Linked DNA regions of Homo sapiens: region 2 is linked to region 1. The links are chromatin loops, found by intact Hi-C in ENCODE. Cell type or tissue: MCF 10A. All regions are shown on one strand.

What was found. Hi-C counts contacts between places; a loop is a spot of excess contacts. Peaks named below come from ENCODE experiments on the same cell type or tissue, not always from the same donor. Only the 100,000 strongest peaks of a DNase experiment are listed, where the experiment ranks them.
Region 2: a loop joins it to region 1, with 8 times the contacts of the local background. A loop is called at or near these places in 2 of 110 quality-filtered maps.

Annotation. Positions count from the first base shown.
Region 1 is chr2:153,161,911-153,169,910 of GRCh38, reverse strand. It overlaps a transcript of GALNT13 not described here. Among named protein-coding and RNA genes, the nearest start is that of RPRM, 310 kb to the left of the region's middle. In MCF 10A, a CTCF peak has its summit at 6,649 (motif pointing left); DNase peaks (open chromatin) are centred at 3,110 and 6,650.
Region 2 is chr2:152,737,878-152,745,877 of GRCh38, reverse strand. The region is part of intron 3 of ARL6IP6 (ARF like GTPase 6 interacting protein 6); the gene reads right to left. Among named protein-coding and RNA genes, the nearest start is that of ARL6IP6, 23 kb to the right of the region's middle. In MCF 10A, CTCF peaks have their summits at 2,653 and 4,935; a DNase peak (open chromatin) is centred at 4,947.

The DNA of each region.
Region 1 (8,000 bases):
TAAAACCACACATGCTAATGAGGTCAAGGACCAGCCCCTCCCAAATTTTCATTTCCACACATGTCAGCAAACAGCTGGGAGCTAACAACAGTAGGGGTTGTACTTTTGACCCCTTTAAATATAAAATGGCTCTGCTTTGAAAAGACAAAGAAAATAATGCACTGCAGGTTTCAACTCTATGTGTCTGTCTCAGCCTCACCCAAGCTGCCAGGTATAGTGTCTTCCTCTTGGGAGTTCAGCCATAGCCAAGCTCTTACCAGGGACAGTCAGGCTGGTGGTTCCTTCTGAGTTTCTCAGTGTTTGTGGTTTTCAGTGGTCAGTGAGCTACAGCTTTCCTAATCTACTCCCATCAGACATGCAGTACCCCCAGGCTTAATACAGCTTAGCCTTCTACCCTGGACACCTGTGGTCCTATCTAACTCCTAATTCCTGTAGAAACTTTGTCTTCAGGAATGAGTCATGCTTCCAGATTCTTCATCTTATTTCAATCAAGCCTCAGTCCTTATACTCTAGTTACCAAACATCAACAAGAATCATGGCCATCCTAAAGCCTCCCTTAGCCCAAATCCTGTCCACCTGAATCAAAAACCTCTGAAACTTTCATCTCACTTAGAGACATCCTGATTTTGACACTCTACCAGTTTTCCTCAGCCTCCACCAATTAATTACGAATTCTGTCCCATTCTCAGGTCAATCTTTTTGCCCTAGAAGGAAATTTTATTATGCTATTGACCTAGGCAGGGCTGCCAGTGACAAATAGGTATGGTGCATATCAGAACCTTTGTGTTTAGTTGATAGCTGCCTGATTCCTTTCCTGATACAAAGGAAGCAAGTGACTGCATCTGAAGCAAAAATATTTTTTTCTCCTTTATCGGCATAACTAGTTTTTTTTTTTTAAACTATAGTTCCAACTTTGTTGCTAGAGAAAAAACAGCTGGTAGGAGGAGTGTAACAAGAAAAGAGGCTTAAAGAAAGCTGTGATTTCTACAGTTATTCTAATAAATGTGTGAAATAGCCAATCTGGAAGCACAGGAAAAAACCAACTGAAAGTATATGAATTGACATTTGGGCATATGAGGTCTCCTCTTCAACAATATGGTAAGAAGTTTGTCTGTTGTAAAGCACATGTGGCAATTAATAAGAGTACGTTAAGTTTATTAATCAGGCACTTTACATGTACTAGTTAATTCTTTAAAAATCATGGGAGATAGGTATATTTTATAGATGAAGAAACTGAATCACAGAGTTGAAGACATTTATCCAAGGGCATACAATCAATTAAATGGCAGAGTAAACAACAGTATTATTAACATATGTGTACTTGAAGTTTGCTGAGAGATCTTAAATGTTCTCACCACACACACACCCCTCCACACACGGTAACTAAGTGGAGAGATGCGTTAATTAGCTTGATAGTGGCAATAATTTCATAATGTATATATAGCAAATTATAATTTTGTGTACCACAAATATATAACTTTTTTGTCAATTATGACTCAATAAATCTAGAGGGAAAAGAAAATAAAAAATATAAAAACAAATGAAACAGTAAGAATTCCAACCCAGGTCTGCTGATTCAGGTGACGGTAAGTCAATATTAGTCAACGTTAAGCATTGTGTAGAAAATTATCCTATTTCACATTAAAATATTTCCAAAGGAATTTAGAAATAGTCTCTGTTCTATACTCTGACAAGAATGCAAATTCTGAAAATGTCCTGTCCTTCATTAAATGATCAATTAAGGTAGCATTTGAGGGAAACATATCATCTTGCCTTCCTCTACTATCCTTCAATATTTAAGTACCATCAGCAGTGCTCATTGGATCTCCAAAGAGAGAAATGCTAGGAACCTAAAAATCCCTCTGTCCTTTACTAGCTACTTAACATGGCTAAATCTTGAGGAGTCATAGCATGGTGGACATTTTGAGAGAAGAAACACTGTTTATACCAGTTAGGACTTGGTTTCTCGCCCTGAGAACTTAGCTGTACCACTTACGGTCTTAGGAATCCTTTCTCCCAACAAGAAGCAGACAAAATAGCCTCTTTGTTCCTTTCCTGGACACCATCCTAACCTTGCTCTTTGAAATCTTTCTTCTAAAAAAGTAAGGAAGAGGATGCAAAAATTAGCCCATAGAAGCAGCCTTTTTCTAAGGCTTGAGTAGTACACTTCACCTTTCCTTCCCCTTGCTCTGTAACCTAATCTCAAGAAGGTTGTTCAGATAAGAGTCCCAAGAACATTCAACTCCAGACTATCCGATTGCACCAGATTGTTTCTGGAAGACACAGAAGAATGATCTGTGAAGCAATCACCAAAGGAAGATAATACAATGAGGAAAGCCATCTAAAGGAGCCTGCCACAAAATTTTAAAAACTCTGCATGGCAACTTGACCCAGTTGTGTCATTGACAGAATTATTTCTTCTCAGGAGGAAAGACTAGGTTATGCTGTAGTAACCTAAAATCTCAACGGCTTACAAAAGGGAAAGTTTACTTTTGGTTGCTACTACACGTTCAACACAAATCAGACAGCCTGGTGAAGAGGGGAAAAGAAAAATATGCCTAACCTCAAACTGGCTCTCAAAGTTTCTGCCTCTGTCCAGATTCAATGGGCCAAAGAAAATCAGATGGTCACTCCCAAGTTTAAAAGGCAAAAATGTATGACCCTTCTGTTGGGATGGATACCACATATTATGTGATGCCAATGGAAGTATCATTTGCTCCAAGAGAAGGACAGTGACTATTATGAACAAAACTACAACATGCCACAGACTGTGTTTCTTGTCTAGTGGTTTATTTGTGGTGTACCACAAATTTAGCAGCTTAAAACAACACACATTTATTCTCTCATAGTTTCTTCGGGTCAGGAGCCTAGGCACAGCTTATCTGGGTTCTCTGCTTCAGAGTCTCACAAGGCTGCAATCAAGGTCTCAGTCAGAGCTGATACTGAGCCTGGGGTTTCTATCCAAACTCACATGGTTGTTGGTAGAATTCAGTTCCTTGCAGCTATAGGACTGAGGCCCTCATCTTCTGCAGGTCACCTTCAGTGCTTTGCCATATGGGCCTCCCCACTGTAGCATGGTGAGTCACCCACCTGGTTACGCAAGGTTATATGTCCACTGCCTGAACCCTGAAGGCCAGGCAATGTGCCAAGGCCACAGTGCCCAGCCCAAGAGCAGGTGTCCTTGAGAACCCAAACATCCCAGAGAGTATCTGAGAACCTACCAAGGAAAACAGTCCCATCACACACACACACACACACACACACACACACACACACACACACACACACATGCAGTAGGCAAAGAGCCAGAAAATTAGCTTAAAAGCAGCTTAAGAATGGGAAGCAGCATGGATCTCTAAAGTTGTCTTGCTGCCATCCAGGAGTGCCTCACATGTAAGTCCTAATAAACTCCTCTACTTGCCAATCTGGATTTGTCTGAGTCATTCTTTGGTCTCTCAGCTCCCTCCTAGTTTGGGAGGAATGTTTTTTAATACAATTCCTGGTTTTTCTCATTATACCCATACAGGCAGCCCACAATATGGCAGCTTGCTTCTTCAAAACCAGGAAATTAGTCCATAGAATACTGCCAGGATGATAGAACCTTCTATAACATAACATAATCGTGGAGGTGGCATCCCATCATCTTTGCTCTATTGTATTGATTAGAAGCAAGTCAACAATTTCACCCACAGTTAGGGGAGGTATTGTACAAAGGTATGAACACCAGGAGACACAGACCTCAAAAGCCATATTAAAATCTGTCTGCCACAGGTGGTGGGGTAGGAAATGAGTGGGGAATCTTTGGGAATCTTTAGGCTTCCCCTAGAGATTAGAGTATGCCACTCGTGTAAATTCCAAAAACATGGCCAAGAATGTTCCAGTTATTACCAGAGACATGATATTATAGCTTCCTGTGTCGGTAAAATTAATCTATTTAGACATTAAGATCATGGCACTAGTTTTATTTTAATCCCATTATATTTCCCCTGCCCTGAGGCTGCTATTCCTCACTAAGAAAACCATTTTAAAAGTACTGGTCATGATAATAATGAAAACCATCTTTGCTTCTTTATTTTTATCTTGGTTTTTAGCAGGATTTTAAAAATATGTACTGATCCTAAATTTATTCACATCCTAAGGCCTATTTTATCTGCTGCTTGTAAACTATCAGCATTTCCACATTAGTCACAGACGATGTGTGTCACCAGCATAGCTAATAAATACAACCTATGCAAAGCAGCTTCTACCAAAATAAGAGAGAATACCAGCTTCCTGGTTTCCACAATTAGTGTATATTATGTGTTTATAAGCCAAGCAGCTCAAAAAGGCATTGCCAGAGAATATACTGAATGAAAATGTTTGCTTACTAAAAAGATATTTCTAAATGTTAATCATGACCAATTTGCTTTTTCGTAAGACTAAAATAATGCTGCAAAAGATTTTCAAATACAAGTTGACAAAAATAAATCTGGCTGTTTGTAGCAGTTTATGGTATAAGAATTATGAGGAATGTTTTTATTTAAGGAGTAAAGGAGTAAAATCCATTTCAAAGGGAAATGCAAACATTTTACAGAGCATAGACTGTGTGGTATCACAATACTAATCAAGTGCCTGTCAGATGGGATGTATAATGTTTCTCTCCCACTATAACAATCAAAGTACCCTTATCTTTCACCACAGTTTTATAATGAAACAATACTGTGTTTACACACAGCTGCTAAATGTCATTGCCAACACCAATGACAATATGACCTCAAAGACTGTGTGTTGTTCTTGTCCTCAAAGGTGCCAGAAGGCAACATGATAATCCAGATGAAACCTAAGAAAAGGAATTACAAAAGGCTTATATGCAGGTCAGAAGATATTCAAACTGACTTATAACTAAAGATATGCCAACTCAAACAGTGGGATATACCTTTTATCCAATATAGTGTCACAGATCAAAAGTTTTGAAAGTACTGTATTGGCCATGGTACGGAGAAATGAATACTTTCAAATTATGATAATCAGAGTAGAAATTGGGGCAGTCTCCTTGGCAGGCAACCTGGTAATATCCATCAAAAAATTAAAATACAGGAAAGGGGAGTTGGTGCACAATGAGTACAAAGTCCTATTATGCAAGATAAAGAGGTTCTATAGATCTGCTATACATCATAGTGCCTATAGTTAATAACATGCTACTGTACACTTTAAAATATGTTAAGAGGAGATCTCATGTTAAGTATTCTTGCCACACATACACACACAAAACACAAAAAAAACACAAGAAAATTTTTGGAGATGAAAACAAAAACTAAAATATGTTTAGTATCTTGATTGTGATGATGGGGTCACAGATGTATGCATATATCCAGATACATCAAAATATATACATTAAACATGAAAATTTTTCACATATCAATTATACCTCAATAAAACAAAAATTCAAATACACGTAAACACAGACTTAGCAGTTTTGCCAAGATGTATACTCAACCATAATCATAAAGACATTTTCTCAAGGAACCTCCCAAAAAAACATATAGTAAAAATAAAATGAAAAAGCAAAACACAGATGTGTGTACATGAGATGTTCTCACTCGTTTAAAAAATGGAATATATATGTTTATGTATACATTTTTTTCTAGAAGAATAAACAAGACCCTATTGGTAGTGGTTATCTCTGGAAAAGGGAGATGGACTATGGAGTAGAAATGTATTTTACTTTTTATTTTCTAGCCTCCAGTACTATTAGAAATTTTTACCATTCCAATTTTTCAATAAAAATAAAATAAATAAGAAATAAAACTGACTTATCTGGATGAATCAGATACAGTGAAAGTCATATTCTAATTAAAATTATGGAATTATATTTTGGCTTCTCAGCCTGATCACATTTTTTTTTTTTTTTTTTGAGACGGAGCCTGGCTCGGTCGCCCAGGCTGGAGTGCAGTGGCGCGATCTCGGCTCACTGCAAGTTCTGCCTCCCGGGTTCACGCCATTCTCCTGCCTCAGCCTCCCGAGTAGCTGGGACTACAGGCGCCCGCCACCACGCCCGGCCAATTTTTGTATTTTTAGTAGAGATGGGGTTTCACCGTGTTAGCCAGGATGGTCTCGATCTCCTGACCTCGTGATCCGCCCGCCTTGGCCTCCCAAAGTGCTGGGATTACAGGCTTGAGCCTCCGCGTCCGGCCAGCCTGACCACATTTTAATTGTCCTTAAGAGGCAAAGTGACTGATAGGACAGTTCCCACTCAGAATGCTAATTTGTTTCCTCTGGCTTTTTAAGGGTATCTATGCTTTGGAGACTTATTCCAGGTTATTGTGACCTCAAGGAAATCAGCTTGTTAATCTCGGGGTCATTTGAAGGTGAAAGGTTTGAAGTTCTGAGGGTTGAGAGCTTAGTTGGGACCCCAGGCCTAGATTCACCAGTGCAGATGTTAAAAAGCCATTTGTTGAGGAAGAAGTCAAGAAGCCTCTCAAAATATGATTAGACAAATTGCTTTTGGAAAGTTTCTTTATGCCCAAAGTATAACGCAGTCCTGAAACTGGATTCCCAAGGTTTAAAGACCGAAACCAAGAATGGGCACACACACCAAAAAAAACCCTGAATTCTCAAACCCACCTCAGTTTGGGCTCCTCACTTACTCTAAAATCAGATCCAGACTACCCCCTGGTGGTTGCCTAGAAGAGACATTCCTTTCTGTCTCACCATGCACTTGGCTTCAAACAAGTGGGACCTTATTTTATTATGAAGACAAACTTCCCAGAAATGGAAAATATAATCCAAATTGCTATCAGGCCATGAAAAAATATCTAGCATGGCAGTATGAGTGGAGGCTGAAATGGAGAAGAGAATGACTGGTAAGACATTTTATGTTTTAGATTAAATGTTTTTAAATGTTTCTCTGCTTTGCAAATGCCTCTTCTTCTGGCCTCACTGTCCTTTCAAAGGCCACAACTTTCAATCGACTTGAGAGAGGCCCCAGCCTCTCTCAGCTGTAATTGATTCATTGGCTCTAATTTGTGTTTCTGTGGGTTGATGTCACCTCAGCATACTCTAAGTCACTAAAGACACATGACATTACCTCATTTTCTGAATTACCTAACATCCCTAGGTAGAATTTGAATCTCATGGTCAGAACTGATCAACTTATATTCATCTCACTACATTTGACATTTTCTGAATTTAGTGTTAGTATAAGCTATGGGGTCTGAACATTGTTCCTGGAACAATGGCATCGTCATATAAATACAAAAACATCTATGGGTATCTAGGTAGCATATGTTACTAGAAAAATGAAGAGCTGCTGATTCTTCCAAGTGTTCAGCTATTTTCTCTGTTTCATTTAGTTGTAGTGGAAGTGTGACTCTTCCCAGGGGGGCTGACTTCTTGAAATTGCCTTTCCTTATCTGAGGCTGGGATTCGAAATGTTTTTCCAATCATCAAAAGCCCTACAGAGTTTCGGGGAGGAGAAAAAGGGGTGTCCCATATTTTCAGGGTTTGAATAGGATCCTTAGAACTCTCCCTTTATGCTAGTGCTTCCTGTTCCTCATTTTAAAAGCAAAGGATTAAAATGTCGTTATGATTTTTTAAAATAAAAGACCAAAAGGTAACATTCCAAAAAATGGATGAAAAATGTGAAAATTAACTGCTAAAATTAAAACTACATATGGTCAAACAAGTAAAAAAATAACCCTGTACCAAGAAATGGCTCTTTGAACATGTTCAAATGGCTAAAAAGTGACTGATACCTGTCAGCATTGTGGATGTAGAATACCTCAATTGACAGAAGCTGGAGTCTCTCTGGCAGCTCCTGAGTTAGGAAATTCTCCAGTCATCCTCCTTATCTCATGTCAAAGATTCATGCCTACAGCCAGTGGGGTGCATTCACGCCTTCAGATAGCAAAAACCAACTACAAACCACTCATCAATTGCCAACAATCAATCTTAGCAATTTGTCTAACCAATCAGCAACTTTGTGGAGACCATGAACCCTTCTCTTTCTGCCTTCCCGCCAT
Region 2 (8,000 bases), 420 kb after region 1:
TATCTTACACAATATGCATGTACTTTAACCCTTTACTTCAAGAAGCCGCGGTGCAATGCCATCAATATATTCATTAATAGTGACAGCACTGTAATTGATGGCTCTGAATAGTCCCCAGATAATGAGATTTCATGATACTCAAATATCAAGGCCAAGTTCCTGAACCATCTCTTTTGTCAGTAGCTTTTCTCTCCTACTGCAATTAGCCATCTGACATCTGTTTCATTAGTTCATGGCAATAAAGAATCTGATTCGACAAAGAGGCAGCTCTCCAAAATCTGTATCAAAGAGTAGTAGAGTCAATTCACTGTGCTCAATGTTAAATCTAGTCTGCATGGAAAAGAAATTTCTAATTTGAATACTAACTAACCCACTGTTTTTGACCTCCAAGGCTTATATATATGCCCAAGTTAAGAACCTGTAACACTCGTATATTATTTTATGCTAAAGATGTCCACATATACTTATTTCCAAGGAGGGAAAATCAGTGCTTGTATTTAGTTATGAGGATAGGCTAACTGTATTAAAGAAAACTGAGTGCTGCTGGAAATTTCAAATTTCAAGCAATTCAAACAAAAATCAACTTGTTCCCTTTTCTTGAATTGCATATTATGATTCAACTGTTTTATTTGTTCTCTATCTTCCTAACCCTCAATGTGAAGACGTCAGAGAAAAACCCTAATAACAATATTTTAAAGACCCAAACTAATGTTGAATAGAAAAGTAACATTATAATACAGGATGCCAATACTGAATCCTGAATGTTCCAGGAAATTCACATGTCAAAGTATTTTACTATCTGCTGCTCCCTACTACAGTTAACAACACACTCTCACACACAAATGTTAGCATCTAATTACATACAGAACGCTTTACATAGGAAGTAACACATGTAAAAGAGTAATAGATCATGTTACTCTCTAAAATAGTTACTAAAAACAATTTACCAAAAATTAATTCAAACTAAAATTAACTTGTTCCCTTTTCTTTCTCACTTACAATTTATTTTGCAGATTCCAGATTGCATTGTAAGGCAATACAATTTTTTTAAACAAGGATGCATATAAATAATGTTACATTAAATAAAAATTAAATTAAAAGCATGTTTTCTAAAATTGAGTGTCTGGATATTTATCAAATGTTATTTGTGGTTGGAAGAAGAAGAAATGGAAAGATGGATAATTCATAGTGATCAGACAATAAAGATTGATAGCATGAGGAAGGTAGCAGATACCCGCTGATTTGTATATTAACTGTGAAATAATGCAAATTCCCAATCTAATCTCATAGATTATATTTTAGCAGGCATTTGTGAAAAAAAGACACCACTCTTTACCTTGGCATATGCCTAGAAATCATGATATAACACTAATAACTGAAGTTTCCCTGCATTTTGGCCATGAACCCTATATCAAATAAGCCATAAATACAACCAATAATATATCTAAAGAGAAGATACCAAACTTCAAATTTCTCTAAAAATGTAAGAGTAAATTCATGCTGACTTCTATAAAATAGACATTCAACTGTGTCTTCCAATCTGCCTAGGAAATGCACAAATGTAATTATTCAAAGGACACCTGAAGAATACTGTAGCTTAAAACTGAGTCTAGTTATGATAAAAATATAATAATTTTGTTTGACTTCTGGTAATTCAAAATGACTATCTGTGAGATGACTTTGAAGGTTTTGGTCTCTTTTAAAAGCTATCTAGGAAAATTTTAAATCATGCCTTTCAAAAATATTTTTAGCATAAACATAGATGTTCGAGGTCATTAAACTGAACAGAGTTATACTCAAGGTGGAGATTTCTTTTCAAAACAATTCAATCTATGCCTCAAAAAGACTCATGTTCACTTGTAAGATTCAGGATAAGAAATCTCTTAGCATAGAAGTCAACTGAAGATTTAAGAACTGAGACATGCTCCAAAAACTACAATGCTGTGACTGCAAGACATGCTATTTCTATAGCATTTCTCAAAACAGAGAGAAAATTATTTAAAATCAGTTTCTCACTGGATGATTCAACAATCCAAGCTTTGGATTCAGATATCCAATTCACCAGAAATCTTACTTTTATATACCTTTGATCAGCATAAGCTTGCAATTTGAAATTTCCAGCAGTACTTTATTTCCATTTATATAGTTGAACTATCCTCACAACTTTAAATACAAGCATTGATTTTTTTTCCTCCTTGGAAATAAATATCTATGGATATCTTTAGCATAAAATAATAGTCCTATTAAGGAGCTTCCTTGGCATAGTAACTCCCTTCACAATGATTTCAGCTACGGAAATCATTACATGCTAGGGGCGCTTGCCACTTTACTCTGTATGCTTAGGTTATACAAATTAACTAGACTTAAAATTAATAAACCAACTTTACTTGCCAAGAATGACTTATTTTGGAATCCCCAGGTTGTTTTACATTCCTACAATGTTAATGTCCTACTGTGAAGGTTATTTGAGTATATGCTGTTAAATTTGACGTTTGATCTAAATAGTGAACATTTTTTCATGTCAGCAATACGACCCATCACTCATGTTATCATTTTTCCACTAAGCTTATTACTATAGAGTAACATTTCTATCCTAGATGTGACATTTATTATCAGAGTGGTTTTTATTTCTAGCACACTGAATAACTATTAACCTGCAGCTACATACTTTCACCACTAGATGAAGCTTGAGCATAGGTGATGTGAACCGTGGAGTGCAGTCTTAAAGTGGAATACAGGTACTAGGAGAAAACAATGGAAAAGACAGAGAAAGTCTTTTGATTTAGCAATACTGTGGGGGCAAAACTGCCACATAGCAAAAGCTCAGAGTGCCTGTTAATTGTCAATAAAATGATGCTGTTTCAATTAGTGAAATTCCTCCTATTGATGATGAATTTCATAATGCAGAGGAGGTAAGTTAGCTAGTATGGTGAATAAAAATAAACAGTCAGTTGCAAACTATGTTACTTGCAAATTACTTGACTTTGTGCAAGTGGCTTAAACTTCTGAGACTTGGTTTCTTCATCTATTAAAAAATGGAAACACCAGACTAATAGTAACACCTACGAGATGGGTGGCTTAGGAGGGCATTAGTTCCCCCATAATGTTTAATAGGACTCTCTTAAGACATCCCTAGAAATCCTAGAATATTAGCTTAAAAGGTAGACTTGTTCAGGAAAATGTACTGTAAGGCACAGCTGGTATCCATAACTAACATTTTCCCAATCAAGAGGACTTTAAAGTTCTGCTGCCAATGGCCAAGCCTAGAATGAACCCCAAAGTTCTTTTTTTTTTTTTTTTTTTTTTTAAAGAGCGTATCTTGCTCTGTCACTGAGGCTGGAATGCAGTGGCACGATATAATAGCTCACTGCAGCCTTCAACTCCTGGGATCAAACAATCCTTCTGCCTCAGCCTCCCAGTGGCTAGGAATACAGGCTCATTTCACCACACCTGGATACTTTTTAAAATTTTTTGTAGAGGCAGCATCTCACTATGTTGACTAGGATGGTCTCAAACTTCTAGGCTCAAGCCATCCTCCCACCTTGGCCTCCCAAAGTGCTGCGATTACAGGCATAAGCCACCATGCCCAGCCCACGATTATCTTTAGAGTTCTAGCTTTTCTTTGCATGCAGTATTTTTCCACGGGTAGGTAACATAGTTAGATGCATTAACTCCTGAAAACTATAATTAAAGCTGATAACCAAAATGTTAAAATACTGACTATATATACACTGTTACATTTGTCTCTTGGAAATCACTCACAAAACCCAGACAATGAACAGGGAAAAGTGATGAGAAATGAACTGGAGATGTTGAGTAGGTAGTGTAGAAGAAGCAGGATAATGAATTATAACATAGTGAAACATGGGAATGCCTATTTAGATATTCCAAAAAATCTAAACTTACTGCCTCTGCCTCTTGTTCTTTAACACTGTTAACAAACCTTTAATAACAACCAAAACAAGACTTTCCATCCAGTCTACTGGATTAAATACACAAAGAAAAGGATAGCTTACTAATTGACAAGTTTATATATGTGATATTGCACTATACCTTTTGACTTAGCGAAGTTTACAAATACATGGAACCATCTTTCCAAAAAATATGCCTGTTGAAGTCCATTAAGTACCTATCTGGAAATATATCTTGCAAAGTTCTCTATCTTGTATTTCCTAAACATCTTGTGCTTACGTAAAAGTGAAAATTGCTAAGATTTATCTAATATATAACAGTAAACATAAAAAATTTGAATAAAGGAAAATGCTTTTATTTCTAATCTCAACCTCTTCTTATGAATTATTGACCCAAACTGATGATTTCATTAAATATGTCACCTAATATTTACTAAACAGTAATAAATGTTACTTTTTTTCTTCCTCTGAGGGGTTTGTTTCTAAGGAAACACAATTGATAGTCACAGTAAATATGGTCTTCTCAAATGGTTTTCCCACTTCAACTATTCTGTTAAAAAAAAAAAAACCCAGGTACTTAAGTCTGCAGAGATAGCAAAAGACTACTATTTTAACAAACCAGTTATATATGATTTATTTTACTCTCTTACAAAAAAGTATATACATTGTGATCCCAATTTCAATTTTTAAAATATGCATAAAGAATGGAAAAATATATGTTAAAATGTCAGCAGTAATTTTCCTTGATTATTTCCATTTTTCTTTTTCTTTTTTGGAATTTTCAATAAAGAATCTGAATTACTTTTATATAATTAGGAAAAATGCTTACATTAATATTATTGCTTATTTTAGGTGATAAAATACATAACCTGTCACAAAGATATTTTTATAAAAGTATGATGTCGCATATTGATAAAATATATCAATTTGATTTTGAAGAAAATAAAAGTCTGAAGATTTCAACTTTCTCAAAATGTGGAGAAGTTGTTTCCCTGTACAAGGACTCACTCTACTGGTGACATAGAGAATATACTTAATCTGACATTTCTGAAATAACGGCATATTTTCCATAAACACTAGAGGGCAGGGTTTTGACTATAAAACAACTTCATTTGTATTTGTGTGTGTGTGTAAATATTTCACTTATATTTGGGTATATATATCATTTATATTTGTATACATGTACACATTATTTTGTACAAATACAAAATGTATATACACATTATTTTGTATAATAAACTCCTGGGCTCAAGCAATCCTTTTGCCTCAGCCTCCCAGTAGCTAGGACTACATAATATATATATGCATTATTTTGTATTTATACACATTTATAATGTGTATATATTCTATTTATATACAAATATATACACATACACAAATATATATACACATCTAAATTTTGTATGTATAGAAATGAATGTGTATATTTTATATTTTATATTTTGTATTCATTTGTGCATACACAACATATATTTTATATACATTTCAAAACCATTTTTAGATTTATTAATAAGTACATAATCTAAGGCTCTAATATGACACCATTTCATATTAAAACTGGATCACTAGGCTGGGTGCAGTGGCTCATGCCTGTAATCCCAGCACTTTGAGAGGCCAAGGTGGGCAGGCTGCTTGAACTCAGGGTTTTGGGACCAGCCTGGGCACATGGCAAAATCCTGTCTCTACAAAAAATAAAAAAATTATTTGACATGCTGACACACCTACAGTCCCAGCTTATTAGAGGGTGGAGGCAGGAGGATCACTTGAGCCTGGGAGGTGGAGGTTGCACTGAGCCAAGATCATGCCACTGCACTCCAGCCTGGATAACAGAACCAAACCAGACCTTGTCTCAAAAAACCCAAAAACAAAAAATGCTAATTACTAATTGATATGGTTTGACTGTGTCCCCACCCAAATCTCATCCTGAATTGCAGTTCTCATAATCCCCACGTCATGGGAGGGACCTGGTGGGAGGTAATTGAATCATGGGGGTGGTTACCCCCATGTGGCTGTTCCACTAATAGTGTGTGAGTCTCTTGAGACCTGATGGTTTTATAAAGGGCAGTTCCTCTGCACATGCTCTCTTGCCTGCTGCCATGTAAGATGTGCCTTTGCTCCTCCTTTGCCTTTTGCCATGATTGTTAGGCCTCCCCTGCCATGTGGAACTGTGAGTCAATTAAACCTCTTTCCTTTATAAATTACCCAGTCTCAGGTATATCTTTATTAACAGTGTGAGAACAGATTAATACAGTAAATTGGTACCGGTAGAGCGGGTTGCTGCTGTAAACATACCTGAAAATGTGGGAGTAACTTTGGAACTAGGTAACAGGGAGAGGTTGAAATAGTTTGGAGGGTGCAGAAGAAGACAGGAAAATGTGGGAAAGTTTGCAACTTCCTAGAGACTTGCTGAATGGCTTTGACCAAAATGCCGATCTTGATATGGACAATGAAGTCCAGGTTGAGGTGGTCTCCAACAGAGATGAGGAACTTATTGGGAACTGGAGCAGCAAAGGTGATTTTTGCTATGCTTTAGCAAAGAGACTGGGAGCATTCTGCCCCTGCTCTAGAGATCTGTGGAACTTCGAACTTGAGAGAGATGATTTAGGGTATCTGGTGGAATAAATTTCTAAGCAGCAAAGCACTCAAGAGTTGACTTGGGTGCTCTTAAAAGCATTCAGTTTTGGCTGGGTGCGGTGGCTCACGCCTGTAATCCCAGTACTTTGGGAGGCCAAGGTGGGCGGATCACGAGGTCAGGAGATCGAGACCATCCTGGCTAACATGGTGAAACCCCGTCTCTACTAAAAATACAAAAAAAAATTAGCCGGGCGTGGTGGTGGGCGCCTGTAGTCCCAGCTACTCAGGAGGCTGAGGCAGGAGAATGGCATGAACCCAGGAGGCGGAGCTTGCAGTGAGCCAAGATCACGCCACTGCACTCCAGCCTGGGTGACAGAGCAAGACTCCATCTCCCAAAAAAAAAAAAGCATTCAGTTTTATTCATTCACAAAAACATGGTTTGGAATTGGAACTTATGTTTAAAAGGGAAGAAAAGCATAAAAGCTCAGAAAATTTGCAGCCTGACTATGTGACAGAAAAGAAAAAACAATTTTCTGAGGCAAAATTCAAGCCAGCTGTAGCAATTTGCAGAAATAATGAGGAGCCAAATGTTAATTGCCAAGACAATGGGGAAAATGTCTCCAGGGCATGTCAGAGGTCTTCCCAGCAGCCTCTCCCATCACAAGCTGGGAGGCCTATGAGAAAAAAATGGTTTCATGGGCCTTGCTGCTTTGTGCAGTCTCAGGACTTGGTACCCTGTGTCCCAGGCGTGGCTAAAAGGGGTCAATGTACACTGTTGCTTCAGAGGGTGCAAACCCCAAGCCTTGGTGGCTTACATGTGGTGTTGGGACTGCAGGTGCACAGAAGTCAAGAACTGAGGTCTGGCAACTTCCACCTAGATTTCAGAGGATGTATGGAAACGCCTAGATGTTCAGGTAGAGGTGTGCTATAGGGGTGGAGCCCTCATGGAGAACCTCTCTGCTAGGGCAGTGCAGAAGGGAAATGTGGGGTGGGAGCCCCCACACAAAGTCCCCACGGGGGAACTACCTAGTGGAGCTGTGAGAAGAGGGCCATCAGAACAGTAGATCCACTGACAGCTTGCACTATGTGCCTGGAAAAGCTGCAGACTCTCAATGCCAGCCTGTGAAAGCAGCCAGGAGGGAGGCTGTACCCTGCAAAGCCACAGGGGCAGAGCTGCCCAACATCATGGAAACCCACCTCTTTCATCAGTGTGACCTGGATGTGAGATACGGAGTCAAAGGAGATCATTTTGGAGCTTTAAGATTTGACTGCCCTACTGAATTTCGGACTTGCATGGGCCTGTAGCCCCTTTGTTTTGGCCAATTTATCCCATTTGGAATGGGTGTATTTACAGTGCTTGTACCGCCATTGTTATCTTGGAAGTAATTAACCTGCTTTTAATTTTACAGGCTCATAGGCAGAAGGGACTTTCCTTGTCTCAGATGAGACCTGGGACTGTGGACTTATGAGTTAATGCTGAAATTTGGGGGACTGTTGGGAAGGCATGATTGGTTT